Linked DNA regions of Mus musculus: all the other regions are linked to region 1. The links are chromatin contacts, found by POLR2A ChIA-PET in ENCODE. All regions are on one chromosome and are shown on one strand. The core of a region is the stretch at or near the end of the contact, and the rest is flanking DNA. Distances in the headings are between cores, read along the strand shown. Region 1 holds the start of Cdk1 (cyclin-dependent kinase 1). Region 2 holds the start of Ank3 (ankyrin 3, epithelial). Region 3 holds the start of A930033H14Rik (RIKEN cDNA A930033H14 gene).

The links. ChIA-PET counts read pairs that join two places held with the same protein, here RNA polymerase II (POLR2A).
Region 2: POLR2A ChIA-PET joins it to region 1 with 11 read pairs in Patski. The contact joins the promoter of Ank3 here to the promoter of Cdk1 in region 1. POLR2A ChIA-PET finds 5 or more read pairs at or near these places in 2 of 5 experiments (Patski and embryonic stem cell).
Region 3: POLR2A ChIA-PET joins it to region 1 with 15 read pairs in Patski. The contact joins the promoter of A930033H14Rik here to the promoter of Cdk1 in region 1. POLR2A ChIA-PET finds 5 or more read pairs at or near these places in 2 of 5 experiments (Patski and embryonic stem cell).

What each region holds. Positions count from the first base shown.
Region 1 is chr10:69,350,760-69,355,054 of GRCm38, forward strand. Cdk1 (cyclin-dependent kinase 1) reads right to left here and starts at 2,153. Exons shown (of 8, transcript NM_007659.4): 1 at 2,077-2,153.
Region 2 is chr10:69,531,185-69,535,479 of GRCm38, forward strand. Ank3 (ankyrin 3, epithelial) reads left to right here and starts at 2,524. Exons shown (of 43, transcript NM_146005.3): 1 at 2,524-3,100. The coding sequence starts at 3,038. Gm51806 (a long non-coding RNA gene) reads left to right here and starts at 3,106. Exons shown (of 2, transcript XR_003949008.1): 1 at 3,106-4,295.
Region 3 is chr10:69,211,102-69,215,396 of GRCm38, forward strand. It overlaps A930033H14Rik (RIKEN cDNA A930033H14 gene), which reads right to left and starts at 1,997. Exons shown (of 2, transcript NM_001331193.1): 1 at 1,652-1,997; 2 at 1-1,283. The coding sequence starts at 1,904. The coding sequence ends at 1,225. Rhobtb1 (Rho-related BTB domain containing 1) reads left to right here and starts at 2,093. Exons shown (of 11, transcript NM_001252637.1): 1 at 2,093-2,274; 2 at 4,201-4,251.

The sequences.
Region 1 (4,295 bases), core at 903-3,402:
TTACCTTATAAGCATTCAATTCTCCAGGCAGTGGTGGCACATGCCATTAATCCCAGCACTTGGGAGGCAGAGGCAGGCGGATTTCTGAGTTCGAGGTCTACAAAGTGAGTTCCAGGACAGCCAGGGCTACACAGAGAAACCCTGTCTCGGGGGAAATAAACAAAAAACAAAAATCATTCAATTGAATGCTTCCCAAAAGCAGCCACAGACAATCCCACTCAAGGTACTCAAAGAGAAAGAAATGTCCATAAGCACCTTAGAAGAAAGAATGGAAGGTGTTGTGCTGTGCTGGCTAGCTTTAGGCCAGGTCACATTGTCACAAGCTGAAGTCATCTTGAGAGGAGAGAACCTCAGTTAAGAAAATGCTCCCATAGGATGGGGCTGGAGGCAAGTCTTTAGGTCAGTTTCTTAATTAGAGATTGATGGGGGCGGGCTCAGCCCGTTGTGGGTGGGGTCATCCGTGGGCATATAGGGTCCTGTGTTCTTAAAGCAGGCTGAGCAAGCTATGTGAAAGAAGGCAGGAAGCAGCCCCCTCCATGGCCTCCTGCCTCCAGGTTCCTGTCCAGACTTCCTCTGAGGCCGAACTGTGACGTGGAAGTACAAGACAACTAAACCCTTTCCTTCCCAAGTTCCTTTGCTTTGGTCATGGTGTTTCATCCCAACAACGCTAAGACAGTGTGTTTGCTAATCATGCTTTGAAAAATATCACGAACAAGGGAGAAACAATTTCTTGGCTCACAAAGAATGGTAGGAAAAAGGTGTGCCTTCTCCTTGAAAGCCCTCTGCCACGGGTGACAAGATCCTTATGAATGAGCATCAAGGAATGGCTGACCTCTCGTGAGCTGTTCCTTACAGATCTCTTTCCACAGTAAAATCAACTCCATGGGGTGTGGGGGCACAGCCAGGAATCCCAGCTCTTGGCACTGCACAAGGAGGCAGCGGCTCAACAGATAAAAATTCAGAAGGAAAATGTAAACCCGTCCAAGGGTCCTGCCAGGCATCCCACTGAACCCTGGGGATTCTCAGACACATAAGATTGACTCTCAACTATGGAGATTATGTTTAGGAAATTTCAACGCATCCCCCCCCAACCCCCTTTCTTCAATACAGAGACTTAATATAACTATAGAGCATTAAACGTTTCAACCACCTCTGCACAGACAGCAAAGAGTTAACATGTCTTGAAAGCTGGGCTTATTTCCTTCCAACATTTTCCAGTCTCCCGGGCCTGCTGTTAAAAGCTGCCCAGTGTATCCAAGTTGGGGGCAGGCGATGGTGGCCCGCACATCAGAACCTTCATCGGTATTTATGTTTTAAGACGATCAAGGACGCGAAGGCATCCGCGGTTCTCCCTCTCTCTCCTTCTTTGCCTGGGTACAGTCTGTGGCCTTAGCACAGGCAACTAAAAATAAACGATCCTACACTTTCTTGGTTCTGCACCTTGGTAGGAATAAGCTTTTTAAACGACCACGGGTCTGTTTCTCCGGCAGTACCGACTTAAGGCCTCCGAAGGCAGCTGGCCTGGTGCAGCCCAGCTCCACACTGGCAGCCAACAGGGCCTGGGACATAACTTGGCACCCCGCCCACACCCGGGCCCACTCCAGCGAGGCCCATCCAGTCTGCAGGAACCTGGAGCTCGCGTAGGGGCCTGCACGTCCGCAGGACCCGGGGCTCAAGTGAGCCTTGCCCTTCCATAAGGGACCGCTGGATCGGGTGAGCCCTGCCCCCCCCCCCCATAGGGATCCCAGGCTCCGGTGAGCCCTGCTCCTCCATAGTGTCCCCAGGCTCAGGTAGGCCATGCTCCTGCATAGGGGACCCTGGCCTCAGATGAGGACATGCTCATCCATAGGGTACCCCAGACCCCGGGCTCAGGGAGGCCATGCCCGACCATAAGGGATCCCGGACTTAGGTGAGGCCCTACCCGTCCACAGGAGACCAAGATCTCACGTGGAGGCCCTACCCGTCCACAAGGGATCCCCAGGCTCACATGGATGTCCTGCCCTTCCCCGGGGGAACCCCCAGATCCCGTGGAGCCCCCGCAGGCCCAGCCTGCACCCAGTCCGACTCACGCCATACCTCTCTGTCCCGGCTGGGGCCACACCGCAGTTCCGGACTGCGCGGACGCAGCAACTCCAGGAGCTTAGAGGCCGAGTGCCAGCAGTTTCAAACTCGCCGCGGTAAAGCTCCCGGGATCCGCCAATCCGATTGCACGTAGACGTTCAAAGGAGCCAATCAGAGCTGAGCTACGCTTGGGCGGGGCTGCCTGGGAGCGCAGAGCGCGAAAGGGAGCGGAAACCGCGGCCAGAGGAATTGCAGGAGGGCGGGCGCCAACTGACTCTTGAGCTCTGTTTTCCTTCCAATATCGTCCTGTTGTTTCTGGACAGTCTAATCTATTCTCTTTTTTCTCCAGCTACCTTTCTGTGTGTAATTTCCCTCCAAGACTAACACAATTCAAATGCATTGAATTTAGATAGCCAGCCACCAAAGTGACAGTACCACTACATCAAGAGCTTGTTATTAGCTGGGCGTGGTAGCACACACCTTTAGTCTCAGCTTTCGGGAGGCAAAGGCAGGGCAAATTTCTGAGTTCGAGGCCAGCCTGGTCTACAGAGTGAGTTCCAGGACAGCCAGGGCTACACATACAGAGAAACCCTGTCTCGAAAAACCAAAAAAAAAAAAAAAAAAAAAAAAGAGTTTCTTACTTTTATTTTGTTTTGTTTTGAGACAAGGTTTCTGGGTGTAATTTTGACTGACCTAGAACTTGCTCTGTAGACCAGGCTGGCCTTGAACTCACAGAGATCCTCCTGCCTCTGCCTCCAGAGTACTGGGGTTAAAGGCGTGTGCTGCCACCACCACCTGGCTATTGCTAACATTTAAAATTACTTTATGATTATGCCTTTCAAAATTCTATATTAAGCTGGGATAATATAAATAATATATAATATTAATATATAATATATTAGTTTACATATGTATGTGTGTATATATATGTGTGTGTGTGTGTATATATGTGTGTGTATATATATATATACATATATATATATATATATATCTGAGGATTGTGGCACACACCTTTAATATATGTATATATATAATATTAAGTTTCACTATGGAATTTTCAGACAATATTGGTCTGTGTTAATTCTTCTCATCCCTTCTCCCAGTAACCCTAGTCCCCGCACCTCGTAACTGCACGCCCCCAAGCCCATAGCCCTCTGTGTCCTATCACCATGTCCATGACTCTAATCCCCCCCCCCACTCGGGCAGCCTTTCCTTTCTAGTTGGAACCTTATATACACACTAACATATGAACATTACATGCTAGGATCCGCCTATGAGAAAGAACATGAAGTGTCTGTCTCTCTATGTCTGTGTCAGGTAACTTGATGTATTTTCCAGCTCTCCCGTGTTCCTGCAGATTATGTTTTTTTCAATGAGTTTTTAGCAGCCAGCAGAAGGATCACATTTAAAGTACCTTAAGAAGACAAGAGGATAGGAACCAATGAAACACTGAAAGACACCCTCAAAACTGAAAAGAAAAAATGCCAGCCTGTTTCTGTGATTATACACTTATGTATTCATTATGTATACAATGATAACACACTAAATGTTTTGACATATCTCCACATAAGAATGTTAAATATTGGGCTGAAGAGATGGCTCAGAGGTTAAGAGCACTGTCTGCTCTTCCTAGAGGTCCTGAGTTCAATTCCCAGCAACCACATGATGGCTTATAACCATCTATAATGAGATCTGCTGCCCTCTTCTTGTGTGCAGGCATACATGTGTGTAGAATACTGTATACCAAATAGATAAATCTTTTTTTTAAATGTTAAATATTCCTTAGAAATCAAACCTTCACAAATCTATGAACAAACAAAATGTCATCTGTTTTATCGGCTCTAAGTCAACACCAAAAGCTCTATCTTGCCACCACCCTCAGACCACATCCTTCAAAGAGGCTGTGCTCCACTTTGAAAAGATTCTCAACTCCTCAAGAAAATGAAGCAGTGTGGTGTGGGACCAGAGAGATGGCTCAGCCATTAAGAGCATTTGCGCACAATCATGAAGATGGGAGTTCAGATCCCTCCACCAACAAAACAAACCCAGCATCCTTGTAAATGCCTGTAACCCCAGCTCTGAGGGAGTCCACTCTGTCTTCTCATCTCCATAGGTTTGCATAGGTACTCGAATGCACACAACACACACACACATGTGCACACACACAGACATACACACATAATTAAAATAAACCCTTTTTAATAAAAAAAAAAGTGAAGCAGCATGACAGAGCT
Region 2 (4,295 bases), core at 1,274-3,773, 180 kb after region 1:
TTTTGAGTTTTAAAATGTTTATTGTGAAAGAATGATCTCATCAAGGTGAATTCTTTTAATCGGTCATTAAAGCATCCATTTTTCTGCACAGTAAAGCGAAAGCAAGAGATTACAGCCACCAGCCTCCTTTTTGCCAGGATCCCCTGATAACATAGCTTAGTGTGGGTATCTTTGCAATGCTTGGATAAGCGGTTTTTATAAGTCTCTTTAATGGAACCCTTCAAAGGGTAGCAAATAACAGAAAAAATGGGACATCAGTGCAAGCCTAAAGAGAAGAATAAATCCCCATCCTGAGTGTTACATTGCTGTCCCACTTGGCGAAATGCTCCTGCTCAAAGATCTCACAGCACTGGTAGAGTTGGGAGCCCGGCAGGCAGTGTTTGTTTATCTGTGGACCACCTCATCCAATACCCTCTTCTTTCCATTCTTTCTCTAATCCTACACTCAGGACATTAGGCATAAACAAAGACTTTTCTTAGAAGGGAAGGTGTTGAAGAGATGACTCAGCAGTTAAGAGCACCGACTGTTCTTCCAGAGGACCTGGGTTCAATTTCCAGCACCCACATGGTGGGTCCCAACCTGTAATAACTCTAGTTTGAGGGGGGGATCTGGCGCCCTCTTCTGGCCATCTTATGCACTGCATGCATGCGGTACACATTCAAGTAAACATTCGTACACATAAAATAAGTTTCTAAAAAAAATTTTTTTTTAAAATGTCAGTAGTACTCTGGTAAAATGACAGAGCAGGTAGGTTATCTCTGTGGCTTGTCGAGTGAAGAGTTGAAGATTTAAATGGGATATTCAGACTTGACTTTACCTGCATGGATAGTTCAGTTTATGGAGAATTCATACAAAGCACCGACTTCATAGTTTCTCCCTCAGAGCATAATGCAAATAAGCCCAGGCTCATCTCACTGCAGTCAGGGACAGATCAACCCAGGGACGTTACTATCATTCCCCAGACTGCCCGGTCCTGAAGATGAGCAAGCACTGAATTAATGAAAAACTTGAAGGAACCATCCTACCGTGTTAATGGTTTTTCTACCTTTTATTACTCTGCCAGAGAAACATTCCAGAACAGCAGCAGAAACGGGAGAGACAGGTTAGCAGCTGCTCAAAGCTGAAGGAACCCCCAGGTCACGGAGGGGTGGGGCAACCGCCATCAATGCTCCCTGCCAGCCTTTGAGTGGTGGTTTACTGTTTGTAATGCGCAGCCGCAGAACAACCATTAAATAACCCACAGTGCGCAGGATCTCCATGGGTCGCTGGAGCAAGCACTTGTAACCCTGGTGTCCATGACAGAGCTGTCTCAAGCTGCCCTCATGCTCACTCATTTTTAGGGGGGTGGCGCTTGGGGAGTCCAGATTTGTTGAACATAGGTACAACCCTGCTTAAATGATAGATGAGAAATGGTGATTTTGGCTTCAGTATTTTAGCATTGTGTCTCCAGTATTAAATAGCTCCATGTACCTCACTGAAAACTGGCCTTCTGGGTCTCATTTACGCTCCTGTATGTCTTTGATCATATTAATTAAAATCCACTTCCCTGAGCCAGCCTCCTCTCTGGATTCCCGCTCGTTCCTCCCTTCCTAGTGTACATGTGTTTTAGCTCAAGGGACCTGCTTCCATCTTAAAGGTGATCTGGCCGGGATTGGGGGGGGGGGACCCAGAACCTTATTCCTTCCTAACAAGAATGGATTCCTAACACTTTCCAAAGATGCTTAAGCGACCACACCCGACAGTAAATCAGCTGTGTTCCGATGCGTGGACCATTTTGGAGACTTTCCACAAAGGAGTGAAGTCACCCAGAGACCTCTCAAAATCTTGGTGGCCCAGAGCAGGAGTGTGTGCCTCTGTGTGCTTGGGGACCCTGTGGTGGCTGTAATGTGGCCAGAGACCTGCACTGACCTGAGTGCCTTATCCAGGAGCACAGGATGTTTCTGGCACAGAAAAAGCCAGGGGCTGAACCTTTTGGATTTCTTGAATATTCTGGAGGGCTCCTTTTCATGGTTGGTTTGATATATTCATGACCAAAGCTTGAATGTGGTACTGGCAACTTAGGTATGGGCTCCGTGTGACAGATTCTTCATTAGAAGTCCATAGCTTTGGTTAGGCAATCTGCAAACTTTATTTTATTTTATTTTATTTATTTTTTGCTAATTACATTTTAAAACAAAACAAACAACAACAACAAAAACCACCTCACTGGGTAAGAATCCAGCTTTGTCTTCTGTAGTAACAGGTCTCTTTATTGTTTTTAATCATGGGGTTGGGGTTGGGGGTGGGGGAGAGAGAGAGAGAGAGAGAGAGAGAGAGAGAATGTGTGTGTGTGTGTGTGTGTGTGTGTGTGTGTGTTTTCACGAACCAGTAACCCGATCTCTCGTTACCACCCCCACTGCTGCCTCCTGGGTATACCCAATGCTTTCAACACATGTGTCCTCTGGAGGCTTGATCTCAGAGCATTTACATTCGGCTTGGCTTCCCAGCTTGCAAACTGCAGTGAGCCAGCCCCTGGGACGCTTCAGAGATTCGTCAGCAGTCTAGCTTATTCCTGTGTGTGTGTGTGTGTGTGTGTGTGTGTGTGTGTGTGTGTGTGTGTGCAGCGCACATGCACGTATGCCTCCCCCTTTCTCTCTCTCACCATTTCCAAGCTAGAATCACCGTGGAGAAGCAAGCCCTGAAATGTTGTCAAGATCTTTTCTCGGGGTAACGACTGGCTAAAAAAACAAATAAAAAGAGAGAGAAAGGAAGAAAAAGAAAGAAGGAAGAAAGGAAGGAAGAAAACAAAGGGTTGGAATATTGATTTTTCTTTGGAGGAATAACCAGGGCTTTGCTGGAGAGAACACCCAGTTCCTCCCTGAGGCGAGCTGAGTTGCCCGTGACAGCAGCCAGGGCTGGCTTGAAGCAGCCGCTCTGCCTGGGGAGTTCCCTAAATGGACTTTGGTCTCAATGCTGTGACTCTTTGCCGTGGGTTTGGATGTGGGAACACGGAAGGTGATCTCCTGCCTCGTCTCAACTCCCCTGATCTCAAGGAAAGATGAGTGAAGAGCCAAAGGAGAAGCCCGCCAAGCCTGCTCATAGGAAGAGGAAAGGAAAAAAGGTAAGAGGCAGGATCAACACGTTCTTCATTGTTCTCCCGGCTCCCGGGAGGTGATCTGGAGGCTGCCTTTTCCAGAGAGCTGTCTTTAGCCCGAGAAAGAAGCCACTAGAAGCAAGAATTGCTTTTGTTTTTTTCTCCCCTGTTAATGGGGTGTGTTCTGGGTTGCTGGCAAACACCTCGACTGGGGTCTATGGCTACAATATTGAAACAGTTAAAACATTGTGATTTGGATTTGCTGAGCTAGTGTTCCCTCTAATAGCAATGAAAGGAACATTAAGTAAACATATGTCCTAATTATGTGAGTGGGTGTGTTTCCCCTACCTTTTGAATTTTCCCCATGCTTGTGATCGGTAGGGTACAATTACTAATGAATATTCTTATGTTATGGATGCTAAGCTTTAATATATATTTTAGGCAAACTTGGGGAAACCTGTAGTTAGACTTTAAAAAAAAAACCCAGCATGGAGGTGAGCTCCATTTTAATTATCGATTCCTTTGATGGCGGATAAATCTCGGGTCTGCATTCAGCCCAGCTGCCTGTCAGCCATATGTCTCCAGGATCCATTCAGTTCATGGGATTCATTCTGCTTTCCACGCGGTTTGAGGTTTTGTCAAAAGAGCGGCAGAGGATTGCAGCAAACCTGTAGATTCATTCTGGGTGTCACGAATGTGCGTGTCATCCTAAGATGTGCCCTGAACTTTTCTGTTCATTTTGAAATGGGAAAGAAAGGTGATTCTCAGATGCGGGACTGTGATTTTTTTTTTAACCCACTGTGGCTCATAAACTGTCTCAGATTTAAGGTGTGCCACCAGAGGCAAGGCTAGATACATCTGGAACAAAGAAAAACAGGTCCCTTGAAACAGGACTGTAGCTCATGGCTTGTTGAAGGAGGATGGGTGATGGGCTCTCTGCGTCTTCAGTTCGAATTCTTAGATTTTTATGCTTTAATGCCCAGGTCTGATATATCTGCTGATGTCTCTTTAAAATGATTCCTTGCCTCCCAATGTGATGTATGCTCAGCCAGTGGACGCCCAGGGAATGATTGGGTATAGTAGAGAACATGAAAGATTGCAACCCTTGCTTGAATCGATCAAGCATTTCAAAAAATGCTCATAGCCTACTTACTATTTATGAAAAAGGTTCCTCTGAATAAGACATACTTTAATGGAGCTGCTACCAGCAGGCTCAGCTGAG
Region 3 (4,295 bases), core at 747-3,246, 140 kb before region 1:
GTTACCCCATCTGTAAAATGGTTCCAATGGCCTGCCTCATCAGTTGTGGTGGTATAATAATCTTAAGGAAAAAAAAGAGAGGAAAGCCATTCCCCGCTGCACTTGGGGCCACAATACATATTTCTTAGTTTCTAAGTTCCCATTTCTTAGTTACTGTTCTATTCCTCGGTGCCCCAAGGTAGTTTGAAAAGAACTGACTTGCCGAGAAGTAGCTAGTTAGCAACAACGGGGTTAATTAACTTTCCCTAATATATTCCTGGAGAGAGTATCTATTGATTGAGTCTTTCAACATGGTGTCCTTTTAAAGCAGGCTGAGGGGAGTCTACCCCTTGCCAAGCAAATGACCATATTCAGTCACGATCCACCTTGAACTCCTCAGACACGGGAATTTGACTTCTTCCTTCCTTCTCTTGCTAGCATCAAAAGGTTATGGCCTTGATGACCCCATCTCCAACCACAACAGTACATTAAGGATTGCTTAAATACCGCAGGTTGCCTGCACAACATTTTCTTATTTAAAAACATTTCGTTTGCTTAGCCTGTTGGTGGTACAAACCTGCAAGGCCGAGGTTGCAGGAGTTCAAGGCCAGCCTTGGCAACATAGCGAGAGTTGGAGACCAGCTATGGGAGGATCTAAGGGAGGGGCAGGAAATTGCCAAAGAGACTGGAAACCAGAGATCCTGGGGAGGAAGAGAAGTCCATCTAAGAAAACCAAATGTGGTTTCCTGAAAAGGAGGGACGGAGGCGTTACTGTGAGAGAGGGTTTTGTTTGCTATTCATTTTTTTAAGGGAAGTTGAAGGATAGCCCTAAGTAACCGTCCTCACAGTAAAATACGGCTATCTATCTTTCCCACCCTTTCGAGATGCTGGCAAGGCCTTAGCTAAGAACTGATGGAGGCCAAGGATGTAGCGTGGCCATTTTTTGTGTGCTCCATGTCAGCCTTTAGAAGGGTTTTATAAACGTAGCACATCCCTAGTTGAAGGCATTCACATCCTAATCCGCCAGCTGTCTCGTCTCGTTGCAGGACTAGAGTGAGCGGATTACACAGCCCAGTCTAACAGGCAGTTGAGAAGGCGGACTGAAAGTTCCCTGCGGACAGGAGCCAAGTTAGTTGCAGTTCCCTGTCACCTCCTTAGAGCATCGCGTGATGCCAGACACCCCTAGGCACCTAGGCAGTTCTTCTGCGGATCCGTGAAAAGTAACCAGAACTCTGCCCCCAGAACTCACAATCGGCTTGAAAGTCCACAGTGTCCCCGAAACTGGTTTTCCCTTCCAAGATTTCCTGCAGACCCAGAAGAGGCCGAAATCAGTTTCAGCTCCCCCCCCCCGCCCCCCAGCCTCTCTAAAACAGCTGATTTCGGGGTGGGAGGTGGGGGTGGGGAGGACCGGGTGGGGGGAAAAGCTGGGCGTCCCCCCCCCCCGCCCCCTGCCGGGACCCCTTGAGCCCGGTGCAGGGGAAGGTGACCAGGAGGGGGAGAGCCAGCCCGCACGTGCAGCGCCCAGGGGAGGAGGCTGGGCCAGCGCAGCGCTTAGTCAGCAGCTGGGCTCGGTTTTGAAACAAAAGCCAATGTCCTCCCTCGGAGTCCGCGGCCGGTCAGTTCCTAGGGGGAAGAAAGCTATGCTGCCCAGCCGGTTAGTGGCCCAACTTACTTTTCCTGAGCCCAGGACTGAGGGCCAGCGGATGTTCGGGAGTGGGTGGGATGCTGCGGGGAGGGGGCGCGGGGACAGCTCGCACACACCCTGCCCTGCTCTGATCTCCGCTTGGCTTAAGGCCGGGTCCCCGGGGTAGCGGGACGCACGCTGATCCCGGCCCTGGAGCCCAGGCCCCTCCGGTGTGCGTGCAGCCGCAGCACCTTCGCCACCTCGCGTCCCACAGCTCAGACACACCAGGCCCTGGTTTCATGAATGAAATCCAATCGTGTGGTTATAAATAGCCGCCAAGGCTGCTCACGTCACGGTGGAGAGAGAGAGAGCGATCGGAGGCCGCCACCGCTTTGCTCGCTCCGTGCCCGGGCGCAGGGTTCCGCCCGGTGCCCCGCCTGGCCAGGAAAGGGGGCGGGAGGAGGGCAGGGCTGGCGGCGACAGCGACCTGGGGACGAGTCCCGTGGCCTGCGCCGGGACGCGGACGCGGCCGGGTGCGGCTGGGCCATGCTGCCTTTGTGCCACGCCGGGCGGGTGGCGCGCGGTGCGCAGGGTCCCGGCGTCCCCGCGAGCGCGCGCGGCGGGGGCCGCTGCTGAGCGGCGGAGGGAGCCAGGTCTCGCTCGGCTGCAGGGTAGGTGGCTGTGTCGTGCTGAGTGTCCCAGTGAGCAGCGGAGCACCCTCACCAGCTCCCGATTGCCTCGCGGGTGGCAGGTGGGGACCCCGGCCCATGTTCCCACCCTCCCCCAGCAACGTTTGCGAGAGTGAGCTGAAGGGATGCGGGGGGACAGTCCCCTCCCAGAGGAGTGAGCTGAAGAGATGTGGAAGAGCACCCGCCCCGGCCGCACCCCTAACTTGTAGCGGCAGACAACACGTACAACAGGCACCTTAGCAGTCCGGTTGCACCAGGGCCGGGTGCTGCCGCGCCCCCGGGGAAAGGCGCCTTTTCCTCGAAGGACTCTGGTGGGGAACTTGGGACGCGAGAAGCAGGGTGCTCTGAGCCCTTGGGTGTTTGCCCTGCCCCAAGCAGTGTCTTTGGATGCACGATGACGCCCCTCTCCCTCCCCTCCCCCCTAGCCCTGTGTCTAGGGAGTCTGTTGTGAGTTGCTGTGCCAACAATACACGCTGCCTTGTGAGGGGCTTGCACACACCTCAACTTAAGTGTTCAGCTAGGTTCACAGCCAGGGGGTAGGGGGAGAGACACAGAAGAGATCCACACTCACACCCACCCCCAAAAAAGTGGAAGGAAGGCAAGACTGTGTAAAAAATGTATATATAACATTTGATTCCACTGTTGGCCGTGGGGTTTCCATCCCATATCAAACTACTCAACGGAGGAGCAAAGTCAATATTTAGACTCAGACAAGCCAGAAAAGTTAGGAGGGAGAGCCAAGCACAGGGTTCTGAGTTGGCTTTGCACGTCAGCACAAGAGCTGCGCCTTTGGGACTGCCTGTACACATATGCTGGGGCATTGGGGGTGGAGGCATGCATTAAGCTTGATAAGTTACAGAAAGCTGGGAAACGCTAGATAGTAGCAAGCAGAGGAGACATCCTGACTGAATCTCCCTGGTCTGTGCTTTTGGGGAAACTACTGAATACTCAGCCTGGGGTTTCAGCATGAGGTTCTCTGTAGGTTGTGCTACCTGCCATAAAAACATACAAGAGACTCCAAACCATGCCATGCTTCCAGAGGCATTCAGCTTGGCCAAGGGCAGATAATAAGCCACCAACAGGCTCATAAGTTCACTTTTAAACACTCTTTTGAGACTCAGTGTATTATTTCATCTTCAGTGATCTTTGGGACGCCTATGAGAACCAGTGGTTCCCATTAGACAAACTCAATCTTTGGACTGTCAGTAACATCTGAGTGTTGTCCCCACAGGGGAAGCAAGCAGTCAATTATCATATTAAACAAGATTCTTGATGAGACTCCTGGATCATATTTGAAAATCAATGGGGGTCTGGGTTTGATCCATTCCTTCCCATGGTGGGAGGCTTTAGCCCATCTCTATCAACAGTCTCTATGTTCCAAAGTTGTGAAGGTCACGGGCATCCCAAGGTACAGGGTTATGTATGCTCACAAGGATGCACACAAGTAGCCTGGTTGATGTTACCGACTTATTACTTCTACAGAAAAAGAAAATAATTAATAATAATAATAATAACAGAAGAAACCAGAATTCATTGTGTTGGGGTTAAGATGGTGTTTTAAAATGACAATTTTTTTTAAGAAAATCTCCCACTCCCTTGTCTATTTGAGAAAACCAGTGAGTTTTCACTGTGCTTACCATCCATTTGTGGCTAAGTGCTTTTTCTGTATCATCCCCAAATGCTCAGAAATATACTTCTTCGAATGCTATAAAATGCTAACATAGCTATTTCAGGAGATACTTGACCCAAAGAAATACCAGTGTACACAGAGCATAAACCAAAGTTAGTCAGACTCTGCCCATCCTCGCCTGTGGAGAAAGATACAAAGTATGTTAGAGAAAAAAAAAGAGTTCCTGTGGGCTGGTGGCAGGCAGAGGGATTTTAACAGTATTTCTCTCTATTCTCTAGGTAAGACCAGCTGTGCGCAGGAACTCCTGTTCTTCACTTCCCGGGAGCGAGGTCAGTAGCTCTGCGCATGCCCACAAGCACAGATGAGTATTGTA